Regions from separate parts of the Mus musculus genome. Here region 2 is linked to region 1. A link is a contact called in ENCODE Hi-C or POLR2A ChIA-PET data. All regions are on one chromosome and are shown on one strand. Each heading gives the region's core, a stretch centred on a gene start or an enhancer-like site at or near the end of the contact. The rest is flanking DNA. Distances are from core to core; before and after follow the strand shown.

What was found. A loop is a pair of places that touch in the nucleus more often than their neighbours do. ChIA-PET counts read pairs that join two places held with the same protein, here RNA polymerase II (POLR2A).
Region 2: a map of v-Abl transformed pro-B cells shows a loop between it and region 1 (2.7-fold over the local background). The contact joins the enhancer-like site here to the promoter of Snhg8 in region 1. A Hi-C loop is called at or near these places in 1 of 37 maps with a recorded cell type or tissue (v-Abl transformed pro-B cells). POLR2A ChIA-PET finds 5 or more read pairs at or near these places in 4 of 5 experiments (Patski and embryonic stem cell).

Annotation. Positions count from the first base shown.
Region 1 is chr3:123,504,534-123,510,861 of GRCm38, reverse strand. It overlaps Snhg8 (small nucleolar RNA host gene 8), which reads left to right and starts at 2,526. Exons shown (of 1, transcript NR_028574.1): 1 at 2,526-3,310. It overlaps Snora24 (small nucleolar RNA, H/ACA box 24), which reads left to right and starts at 2,796; the gene lies at 2,796-2,925. It overlaps Prss12 (protease, serine 12 neurotrypsin (motopsin)), which reads right to left. Exons shown (of 11, transcript NM_008939.2): 10 at 5,304-5,584; 11 at 4,260-4,642. The coding sequence ends at 4,335. It also overlaps the pseudogene Gm9369.
Region 2 is chr3:123,351,064-123,357,249 of GRCm38, reverse strand. It overlaps Sec24d (Sec24 related gene family, member D (S. cerevisiae)), which reads right to left. Exons shown (of 23, transcript NM_027135.2): 16 at 3,764-3,860; 17 at 3,529-3,674; 18 at 2,165-2,303; 19 at 1,409-1,527. Among named protein-coding and RNA genes, the nearest start is that of Mettl14, 32 kb to the left of the region's middle. Within about 2 kb of position 2,714, at least 1 of the 3 ENCODE cell types and tissues checked has a DNase peak (open chromatin) inside an H3K27ac peak, as active enhancers do.

The DNA of each region.
Region 1 (6,328 bases), core at 1,277-3,776:
CTGAAAAGAACTTCCACAGATGATAAGAGATGTGGTGAGGGGAGAGCAACAAGGACAGAAAAGAACACAAACAGAAGGACATGCCAAAGGCAGGTTTTAAAAGTTCCATTTCAGACAAAACAAGTTTGGCCAAAAGACAGGAATATACAAGGACATAAACTATCACTATTCCATTCCAGCTACCTAGCCCAATGGTTAACGTCTGGTTCATTAAAAATGTTCAGTAAGACATGATGTGCTGCCAAAACTTATGTTGAAATCGTAGCCCCTACTCTCTGAACATGGTAGTATTTGGAATGAGGTTACTAGACCGTGCTGTTGGTGGCCTACAAGAACGTGGTTGAGGGCCGCAGGTCTGCCTGGATGGTCATCTCGAGCATTGAGAAGAAGACCGACACCTCCAACAAGAAGTTGCAGCTGACCAAGGACTGTCAGGAGAAAGTGGAGTTGGAACTGAGGTCCATCTGCATCACGGTTCTGGAATTGTTGGGTAAGTATTTAATAGCCAATGCAATTAATCCAGAGAGTAAGGTCTTCTATCTGAAAATGAATGGAGATTATTTCCAGGATCTTGCTGAAGTAGCTTGTGGCGATGATGGAAAACAAATGATAGAAAATTCCCAAAGAGCCTACCAAGAGGCATTTGATATAAGCAAGAAAGAGATGCAACCTACACATCCAATCCGCCTGGGGCTGGCTCTTAACCTTCCTGTATTTTACTCTGTGATCCTTAATAATCCAGAGCTTGCCTACACACTGGCTAAAACGGCTTTTGATGAGGCTATCACAGAGCTTGGTACACTGAACAAAGACTCCTACAAAGACAGCACCCTTATCATGCAGTTGCTTAGAGACAACTTAACATTATGGACATCAGACAGTGCAGAAGAATGTGATGCAGCAGAGGGGGCCGAAAACTAAAGGCATCCAGGGCACCAACCCCCTTCCCCTCAAGAAGACCTTTTTACATCTCCATTCCTTATTCCACTTGGATTTCCTCTAGCAAGAAAGCCCATTCGTGTGTATGGGATCAACTGTTTATATAGTCTTTTCACACTGCAGCTTTGGGGAAACTCCATCCCTTGGTTTGTGTTGTCTCCTCCTTCCTGGTGTGCAGTTACTGCTGTAGAAAAGTATCAATAGCTTCATTTCATGTAAACACGAGTAACTTCCAGACACGTGAGTAGAGGACTGACAGCACACTTGGTATTTAAGTAATCTGAACCGGTTCTACAAGCGACTGTGTTTTGTATTACTGCGAAGATATGGAAAATGTAGTGCATTGCAATTTAAAGTAATGTTAGTACTTTTCCATGCAAATTTGTGTACATGTGAGAGGGTATCCATTTGGTTCAGTGATTGTTCTTTAGAGAGTTGTTTGCTAATCATTGACTGTAGTCCCCAAAAAAGCCTTATGAAAATGTTATGCCCTGTGTAACAGCAGAGTAACATAAAAACAAAACTACATTTTGTAAAATAAAAAACCTGACAGGTGCAGACAGGCACAAAAGAAAAACCCACGGAAAGATGCAGGCTACCATCTACTGGCCAGAGAAGGAAGGCCCTTAATCTCGGACTTCTCAGCTCAGGACTAATACAGACCATTCTTAAGGACACCCTCAGAAGACCATCCAGAATGTAAATGAAATGTTTGGGCAACGCGCCGCGGTTACTTGAGCCTTATGATGAACTAGTTCTTTCAATTCAGTAGTGATTATTTTAAGTAAAATGAGATAGTGGGTGAGCGAGCTGAGGTTCACGAACCCCTCTAGGTCCTTCAAATGCGAGTATTGTCTCCAATGAATTCGTTCCTACTGACTCCTGCACGGTGTTGCCCTAACCGCACCCTTCCCAGCCTGTAATGATCACAGCTTTCTAACTAACATTCTCCATGACGACAACTGTCATCTCCATACTCCATCACTAAAGGCCCTCTATTCTGTCTCATAGCGGGCTGCACGCGGGAGTGAGATATGCCTTCCTCCCGGAAAAGCCGAGGGCCGGGCGGGTCTGCTCGCACTGCCCAGGCTTCCCGTTCTCCCGGTTCGAGAAACCTTCCGGCGCGCTGTGTCGGGCAAAAGTGAGATCAGATCAAAAGGGCAAGCGGAAGGGCGCAAGCGGAACCATCAACCCCGATGGGGGCAGAGGAGCCGCCAACAGCTCTCGGGGACAAAGGGCCGGCGCCATAGGAAGTGATGCCGGGGGAGGCGGCAACGAAGGGACCTTAGACTTTGGGTCCCAGAGAAGAACGCAGCCAAGAAGAGAAAACGCGCGCACCGCCAGAGCTTCAGCCACGAGACTTCTGACACCGCGAGAACTGTGGTTTCAGCTCGGCTTTTCCCCGCCCACCTCCACAGCCCGCCCATTCCTGTGACGCACGCATCGAATCCGGGCCGCCTGTACACCAATCAAAGTGACGAGGCGCGGGAGAGCTCGGAATGGGCGGGAAAGCCCCGCCCCTCGCGCGCAGGCTCTTGGGAGAGCGTCACCCGGGCTATAAAAGCGTGCGCGCACCGTTCAGAAGTCTCTTTGGCTGCGATCCGCCTACGAGTATGTAGTTGTATGGTGGGGATGATATCTTGGGCCTTATTTGTGAGTGGCCGAGATGCGGGAGACACAAGGTGGCTATGGTGCTGGCCGAAAGCCATCAACTCTGCAAGAGCGCCGTGAAGGTTAGCGCGACGACCACCATGTAAAGCCGATACGGTGTTGGGCGGCGTGACGCAAGTTCGCCACCGCTGGGTCGGATGGTGAGTGACACCTCTGGGGTTACACTAGATTTTTGGGCTGTGAAACTCCATGTATCTTTGGGACCTGCCGCCTGTGGCAGTCTCCCTTCCTAGCCATGGAAGAGCATGTTCTTGTTATTGGCAAAGCTGTCACCATTTCATTGGTACCAGATTCTGACTTGAGCAAGTGACATTCTAAGATTGTAAGAGTCTACACGACGCTAGAAAAATGGACTTCAGTTTTCTAAACTAGTATTGAAATATTTCTAGGAAACGCCGGGACCCGTTGCTGTTGAACAGTGGAGGAAGTGTTAAGGTAAGATTCATTTTTGTGGTGTTTTCGCGGTTCTGGGTAGTGAGTGGGCCTTTACTGTTAGGGTGAAGTTTGCTCTTGTGCTGACATTAACATAAGTAAACAGCCCGTAGTATAGTCACGGATATTCTGTAATGGGCCTTTTTTTTTTTCTTGCAGGTACTGTAGTGGTTGAGATCGTCTCTGGTCAACTTACAGGGAATCTTCGCTTTTAATTTTTGAAAATTGAATATTTTATATTAAATAAAAGATGTTTGGTGTGTAATAAGACTGTGTCCTGTTTCTGGAGGTTGTGTGAATTAAGAGTTAACGATACAGGAGACATTTGCGCAGGAAATAACTGGGTTAACTAGGCTTCCAAAGAAGATAGGTTTGATTGTTACAAAGGTGCAAGATAAATGTTGGCTTGGAACATGAGTGATTAATAAGCCACAGACGGTTGCCCTTAATGAAAAGTATCTTTTGCTTGCTGCTCTCCAAGCCTTCTAGTGTGTGCCATTCAACTTCAAATCTCCAGAAGCCAAGTATGTAACACCAGCTAGGGGGTGTGTTGTGACAGGTGCTGAGGGGATACTTGTGACCTTAGAGGCTTTTGTGTCTGGGATTTGAGGTACTGAGACTCACACTCAAGAGTATGATAGGCCTTATTTAGGGAAGCTTAGGAACCAGGGGGTGATTCCTCTGCACAGAGATTATTGGGATCCAAATTCCCACCAGATGTCTCTGGGCCTTCATTCCTATTTAAAAAGGGCTGCTGTAAGGTCATGGTTCCACAAGTGGTCAGTAATTTGTATGGCCTCTTAACTGCTTGCCATTTCATGTGTTAGGCTTTCTGGTACATAAGGAGAGCCTCTTTAAAACATTTGTCAGGTTAGTCTCAGGAGATCTGAACTTACTTGAAGGTACCAGTAGATGGCGTACTTTTTCATGGTTCAAAAGGCAGAATTCAAGTTTGACATCTGCCTACTGTTCTAGAGAAATGATTTTGATAGTGAAGATTTGAACTTAAGAAAATGATGTGCTGGTCTTAGTGTAGGTAAGATCAAAAAGGTTAAATGTGGGCACCTAATCAAGGTTCCTAGCCCAAATTTTGTAGATTTAAAAATTAAAACTAAGATTTGCTAGAATTTCACCTTACATAAAAATTGTAATAGGCAAGGATAAGACCTGTACCCCTGAACTACTGGGTTCTCTCAAATTCAAAGGAATCGCAGGCTTGTCATTTCTGGCATGGTGCCAAGTATGAAGACTGAATGGTTACTGTTTTACTATTTTCTTGAGCTTTCCATAAGTTACAGACTGGTGACACTTTTTATCCAAGGTACAAAGGCGGGGACTCTGGTATAAACTCCAGGAGTGTCTTTGACTCCACATCCATACCCCCAGGAAGTCACCCCATACACAACCCAGGACTCATCAGGCTTTTCACACATGAGTGGTCCTCCACTGTCTCCCTGGCAGCTGTCCACACGGTTGTCTTCTTGGAGGTTCCCAGCACAGAGCATTCTCCCAGTAAATAGTCCCTTGTACCTCTCTTTACAAAACCTCTTGGGTAACAGAGGCACAGCAGCTTGTTGTAGAGTTCTTGAGTAGGCACGACCTGCTCAGACCAAAAGAAGGCTGGCGTTAGTCAATGGGATTTCAGCTAATGATCACATTTAGCAGTTTAGTAGTCTTATAATGCCTTCAAAGGCATTTCAAAATGGCTGTTAACTTAGAAGTAGCTATGGTGCTAGCTGTGTAGCAGAAGGCTCTAGTATTGGATGTTTCAGAATTAAACTGCGTACAGTTTCACATACAAACATGACGTGTCATTTATCTAGTCAGGTCATTTGTGGAAAAACATAAGTGTACACCTAGCAATTGAATTCCATCAGCTAGTGCTAAAATTTGGAATTAGAACCAACAGTGTAGGAAACCAACAGTCCAGGGTGTGAATCTAGGTAGGCTGTGTGTATACATTTCACACTTGGCAGACTTCAAGCATCTAAGCTTAAGCCCACCTAAGGCCGTGATTCTCAATCCTAATGTTGCGATCCTTTAATACAGTTCCTCCCATGGTGGTGACCCCCAACCATAAAATTATTTTTATTGTTACCTCATAACGAATTTTGCTACTGTTATAACTGTGTTTCCCAATGGTCTTAGGTGACCCACCAATGGAGAACCACTGATCTAAGGTCATACCATTGCACATCCTAACATGAACAGACCAAATGCTGTCAAGTTTTCTTCGATTGTTTCTTTGTTTTTATAATTACCTGTGTCTCCCCATCCTGTTATGTGACAGTTGGAGGCTGTTTTCTGTGGCCTCTCTCTCCATAGAGGTAAACAGGCTGGCAAAACGTGGGTGCTTAGTCTGGCACATTGCTCCCCTGGTCCTTGCAATCTAACCAGGGCAATGTCATAGTCGCTTCTGTCTGGCCTGTAGTTCCTGTGAATCACAATCTGTTGAACCCCTATTTCTTGTTCAAACTCCTCTGGTACCAGAGTATGATAATCCCCAACTCGAACTGCATAGCTCCTCGAGTTGTTTCCGTACCTGAAGGGAGAGAGCCAAATGTGAGGCTTTTTTTTCAGGTATTGAAAAATCAATGATCAACAGCTAGGAATGTTAAACTATAACAAGTCAATCTTGTTTCAAATCCTGTCCTTTAGCAAACTTAGCCATCTTACCATTTCTCTTCCTTCAAGCTCACTGTCCCCTCCTGGAAGCCCATTGTTCGCACGTCTTCTGATTTCACTATATGTCTAGATAACTATTTTCTGAGGCAGTAAATGTGGAGAGTGAGTGGAAATTACCGACAAAGCGTCAGCATGGCAATGCTTACCAAACAGGAACACGGTATAGCACGCCACCACTGTTCTGATTTGCCGTGTTCATTTTGCTGCATGGAGTCATAAACATGGCTAACCCTCCTCTGTCCCTGAGCTAGTGCAGCCCATCTTATCCCTAGAAAGAAGCATCAATTATTACCCACTGAGAGTCAAATGCAAGCAAGCTATGTCAGCATATGCTCACCATATGTTCTTTACTTAGATGTCACCTCCGTGAAGCCCCCCTCATGTTTATATTGCAACCACCTAGTCTTAGCATGCCTAATCTATTATAATTCACCTTTTTTTTTGCATTCTTTATCGGTCTTAAACATTATTTAGTTTACTATTTAATTGCCTTGTGCAATTAACAAATATTTCTAAGGTGGCCTAGGTCCCCAAGTGAGACTTCTGGACCCAGAATACACTAGCCAACCTCTACCTGGTTACCTCTTCCGCAGAAGGTTAC
Region 2 (6,186 bases), core at 1,465-3,964, 150 kb after region 1:
GCCATGAAAGGCTCAAATGGAAAAGGAAAAATCTCATTTTCAAAGAGCAGGAATCCGCTCTATTGACTTGTTCTGAGTAAAACAAGTGTCTCAATGGTTTGCTCTACATTTAAGCCATAAAAGCAGGTGATTGGGTGTAGATACAAGTCTTCTAGCTTTTAAACCAGAACGAGATGGTAAGTTTTACTTTTCTCCCTTAAACAAGCAAGATCGTTTTTTTTTTTTTTCATTTAAGGTCTTTAAAGGCAAGCCATTTTAATATTAGCAAATAAACTTTGAGAGAAGACACTAACTATACCTGCTCAGTGTCAACTGATTCTTCTGAAAGGAGAGCTACTCCAGAGGCAGAAGAGTGTCTTCCAGAAATCCAAGACAGGTAGTATGGATGGGTGCAAAGTGCTCATGACTCAACTCCATCCAAGATGGAGTCCATAAGCACCTGGTGGGATCACGTGACTCAAACAAGCACACTTCCCAATTCTGCCTGTCTGGCTTTGCTTTTCTTATCCCCTTAACCTTCCTTCCTTCCTTTTTTTTTTTTTTTGGAGACAGGTCTCATAGTGCTGAGGTAGGCCTCAGTAACCTGGACCCCTGATTCTGTTCCCTCCCCAGACATATAATCAAGAGAACTGACCAGCCATGCATAACTGTCAACACAGAAGTTAAAAGAACGGGTGAATAATCACTTCGGGTAGCCCAAAGGGGACTTCCCTGTAAAGTGTGGTCTAACAAATGTTTGCCCTCTTCTCTCAGCTGGTAAATTTAGATGGCCTGTATTCTCTTCCTGCTGACAGCTTCCTCAAATGTGGAGTAACTACTTTAACAAAGAATTGGGAAAAAAAATTTCCACTAGTTGCTCATAGAATTCGTTTTGAATCAAAATTAGTTAGCTCTTCAGGATCCAACAGTGAAAAGCAGCAGCTAACTTTCCTGACACGGGGAAGCGAGTGATGAGAGGAGATAAGCAAGGCAAATGGCTCAAGGTTTCCCTAAATGTTCAAATCACTTACAGGATGCCCAGAGACACTTGTTTCAAAGAAATTAATACTGTTTAAGCTGAGGCAGGAGGATTGCCACACATTCAAGGAGTGCCTGGTCTACACAGAGAGAGGCAGGGCAGTCAGGTCTATGTAACTTTTAAGTGAAAATAATTTCATCATTTATGCTATAACATATTTACTTTTGAAAGAGCCACTGTTATTAATACCATCAATTCATGGCAACCTTATTTATATGCCTCAAATATATTTAAGCATGCACATTTTACAACGAAATACCTAGGTCTATATACAAAAGGGAATCCGAGCATATTGTGACATTTCTCTGTTTATAAACAGTGTATTTGTGGCTGTCACTGCACGCGTGCTCTGCACACAATGACAGCTCAGGACAGCAGGGACCTCCTCACCTGGCTTGCTGCAGACGGACTCGCACAGTGCTTCCGGTAACACGCCAGCATATGGGCAGTCTGATTGACTAGAATTTCCCGGATGGCCTTCAAGGGCTGGTTCAAAACTGCTTTAAAAGCTAGAAGCACAAAACCGCAAACAGAAAAGACAGAAAGTTTTAGAAACTGATCTCTTTGAATAACAACAAAGAACCAGTTTCTGTTATCTTTGGACTACCAAACAAGGATAATGCTCTCTGCTGCTCCTCTTTTGAGTAGTGTGATCTAGGCAAAGAGGGACACTGGTCTAATTATGGCAAAGGGTGACAGCGACCCATATTTATCTTGAGACGACTAGAAATAGAATTCCATACACAGAAAAGACAGAGCAGTTTGTTATCTCCCCAAGTCCTGACTTCTGCAGGCTGGAATGCTCTCTTCCATACCTTAAGTATAGGCTTTCAGAAGGGCAAAGAAATCACCCATCCTGCTTCTTAGTCATCAGGGCCCAGATAATCAACAGTGGCGTAAGTCAGCAGTGCTAGAGAACACACTCACACTCTTACATTACACCTCAGACACCTCACTAGCAAGAAAACTTAGGCCAAATCTGTGTGGCCTGACCCCAGAGAGTCTGGTCTCCCTCATTATGGCTAGAGGAGATGGCCATTCTCCAACCTTCTATTTCACTGGTTCTTGTAGTATTTTCCAGCTTCTAACTAGCTACCCAATGAGTCTCAGCTGACTCACCGAGCTATGAGATTAGCAAGACGCTACCTGACTTGGCAAAGAAGTTGATAAGGGCATCAGTTTCACAGCTCTTGTACAGATCCGCTAGCTGGGTGCTGCAGTTTAAGGCGAGATTGTGAATCCGGAGTCTTCGCTGACCACTGATGGTCGTGTAGAGCACAGCACACTGCAGAAACAACATGGAGACCTGGGTATTACTGACCAGACCCAGCCAAGCTAATTTAATCCCGCTGAAGTGTATAGAATCATACGTACAGATCAATGATTTCTAAAAATTCCCAGTGTCTCTCTGTTACTTTTCAAGACTGAATGATACCTGGGGGAAGGCTAATTAATTCGCTGTAACATTTCAATGGTTTAAGCGATCAAGCCAGTCACATGTAAATATCTGTGCACATTTCACATTGACTTGCATTTCACAGATTTTACTACCATGGACCTACGTCCAGAAACAAAGTCGGCACGCATGCCTGGCTCTGCCCAAGATCACGTCCCATGAAAGAGCATAGCTATTTTTACGGTGCACTCAGGTCTGCTGGAACCCAGCCACTACCTAGGCGCCTGTGATTCAAAACCAAGCATTAGAACTCTGCTCATCCTGGGCCAATCTCTCCACCCTTCCAGTGTAAAGCTGATGTTTGAAAACTCAGATCTTTAAATCGATTTTTCTTATTTTATTTCTTTAACTGATATTTACTCAAAGCCAGTCCTAGCCCACTTGCTTATGACATAATGCTTAGCAGAATCCCAGAGGCTACACTGTGACCCCAATATGCTGACATTCTAAACCCCCAGCCCTGCACCTTAGACTAAGACTTCATTTGGAGGTAGGACCTTTTGTTTTCTTTTTTGAGATTTCTCCCTCCCTTTCACAACATCTCTCCCTTGCCTTTCCTCTCTCCAAATCCTCCTATTCACTCCTTCACTCTCTCCTTAAAACCCATGGCCTCTTATCTCACTACTTGTTATTACATGTACATATGCATGTGTGTGTGTGTGTGTGTTATATTCCCCAGTATAATACTATAACATATAATGTTACTTGTATGCATGTTTTCTGACTTGGCTGTCTGGCAGTGGACAGCCAATTGGTGTGCTCTTGCATAGGGAAGAACGTGGAGGTAGTACCTTTAAAAGGGCAAATTAACTAAAATGAACTAACTAGGGGAGGGTCACCTGACTACAAGAACCTTGGACACAGCCACGTCACAGAGGGCAGTTTGTTGCTGCCTGACCCTTCACCTTGGTGGCCAGGCCATTGACCGCTGTGCCACATAAGTAGCACCTATTTACTGACCTACGGGCAAGTCACGCGCGAGTACTCTAAGGACTCCTGCTTGGGAGAAAGAGTTCTGTTAGGAAGAGAGGTGCACGCTTGGCGGCTTAGTCACCTGGATCAGGGCCCCGACATCTTCACTGAGCTTGTCATCGTGCTTGAACTCCACTGTCACGGCTTTATCGCAGTCGATGGCCGCCATTTCCACATCTGTGGTGTTGTTCATGAATATTCCACCAAAGAAATCAGTGGCCCTGAAACCTACAGCAGAGGGACAAAGGAAGATTTGCCTCTTCTTCTACGACACAGTAACTGTGCAGAAGACGTGAAATGGTGTGTGTGAGGATTACCTGTGCTGGTCCGAACCCTCATGATAGCATCGAAGCCTATTTTCTTCTCAATATCATTCCGGAGGTCGGTCAGAAACCTTTGGCTATCTGAATGTATCTACAAGACAAAGTGTGATCAGTGGCCACCAGGTGGCAGTAAAAGACTCCAAATAATGCTACTTTTAACTCATTTTTTTTTATCACTTTTTATATTTTGATTTAGCATACTTACAGGGATATCTTATGTACATATATGACCTTATGAAAGTACATAATCTTTGGCAGTGTGACTCTTAAGTTTTAATAAATAAAGCCCTTACCTATTTATTCACTTCATAACCTTTGGATGGGAAGATTATTCATTTATTTTGCAAATGAAGCAATAGCATAAGCGAGTCACTCAAGGGTCTAGTGTTAGACACAGGGAACAATGCGTGGTTTAACATATTCAGTGAAGCTGCAGAAAGACGCCGTAAAGGTGGTGGTGTAGGTGAGGGGGGTGTCTTTTATTTGACCATATTCATAGTCTGAAGCTCAGAGTTCATACAGAGTCTAGAGAATAAAACACTTCCCTTGGACTTCTTGACTCCTCTTTTAAAGCATATTTACGAAAGCTGCTCACTGCCCACACCTAAGCAATACTAATGGAGTCCTGGATCATGTGCTACTGAGCTGAGATTCACCTAAAACATGACTTTGCTGACAAGCAGCAGCCAATGATGTGCCTCTGACCTGGTCAGATAGACTTTTATAAGATTCTCAACACTTCTGCTTGACAGGCACAGAGAGGTGCGCGCGCGCACATGCACACACACACACAGATACACACAGATACACACAGACTCTTGTTCTCAATCCCCCAAACAAAGAGAAGAGGAAAGGAAACAGGCATCACAGACAGTACTCATAAAAGATACTTCAGGTACACACCAGATGCCTGCCTGTGTTGTTCACACCCGGCAATATTACTTAATGGAAGATGCTATTACAATTTTTACTTTTAAAGCTAATACGCAAATGCTAAGATATGGTTCAGTCTACAACAAAGCACATAAAAGCTCATATCCAAAATAACACTAACACTGATTATAAAATCTTATATTCCTTATTGCCAGAGGTCTCTCCTATTAGACTATGACAGCACGTCTTTTTTAATAGCACGATGAAATCAATAGTATGCTTTGGTATATTGACAAACAAGTAAAGGGCTTATATCCAAAGTTATATAGAACTAGCACACTACTGAAACATAAGGGGATGAAATCAATAGCGGTGACATCAGTGCCCTTGCCAACACTGCCCTGGACCGCTCTGCACCTAACTCATTCAGGGACGATAGCTTCACCCATGTGGGACTCCAGAGCTACCCCAGCCAGGACTTTAAGGTTTCTGATCAAGTGTATATTCCTCACCGGAGAATGAGCTGAGACACTTGCACTGTGCCTCAAATACTCAGAATTCTGCCCAGACGAATGTTGGATTTTTTCATTATGACCTTATATTCAAGTGTATCTGTAGACATATATTTATCTAGAAGTCTTCAAAGGGTTCTTAAAGCTTTTTGAAAAAATGTATTTCATTCTCAATCTTTGGTCTTACTTCAATCTTAGTTAACTTCTAATACAAATATACAACTGGCTGTTGCTTTATCACTCATAAGCAAAAACAGGCTGAGCATTTGTCATGGTAGGGAAACACCCCTCTATGATCAGTTGCCCTGTGACCTGGTCGGGCCCCTCCTCAGGAGAAGGCAATGCCCATTCTCTGTGTCTAAATTTAGTAAGACGTCAAGGCACAACTGTCCACAGGAAAAGCTTGTGACTGTGCCTATCCTAAACTGGGGTGTGTGCCTTTGCCAAATTCAGGGGAGGCATATTAGTCCAATGTGGAAGAGTAGAGGGTATAATCAGCTGAACCTGCCTGAGATTTCATCAAATGAAAACAAACATGCAGTTATGTTTTCAAATATTATCTTAGGTATCTCTAATATAAAGTAGACTTTCCCCTACAGCAAGTACACGACTTGGCTAATGTGAGCTCAATGTGTGCCTAAAATCAGTGGGAAGCCAATCAACCCCATGTGGTTTTACATTGCTTGAATTTACTTTTGCTAGTTGTCCACAATAGGACACAACTTTCTTACCCCATGATCTAAGCATCAAACTTAAACTGGGTTGGGGAGATGGCTCAGCCCTTAAAAACACTTCTGTGGAAGCCTATGGACTTGAGCTTGGTCCTGAGACTCATGTAAACAGGAGACAGACACACAACAACAATTGGGTGTGGTAGCTCAAAGCAGTAATCCACAAACTCCTAGGGTAAGACAGGAGGCACAGACAGAAGCCACCAGAAAGCTTGCCAGGCAAGCCAGCCTAGGTCAGTGCCCAGTGCCCGAGTAATAGAAACAACAAGATTCGACCCCAGCTAGATGCAGGAGAGAACTG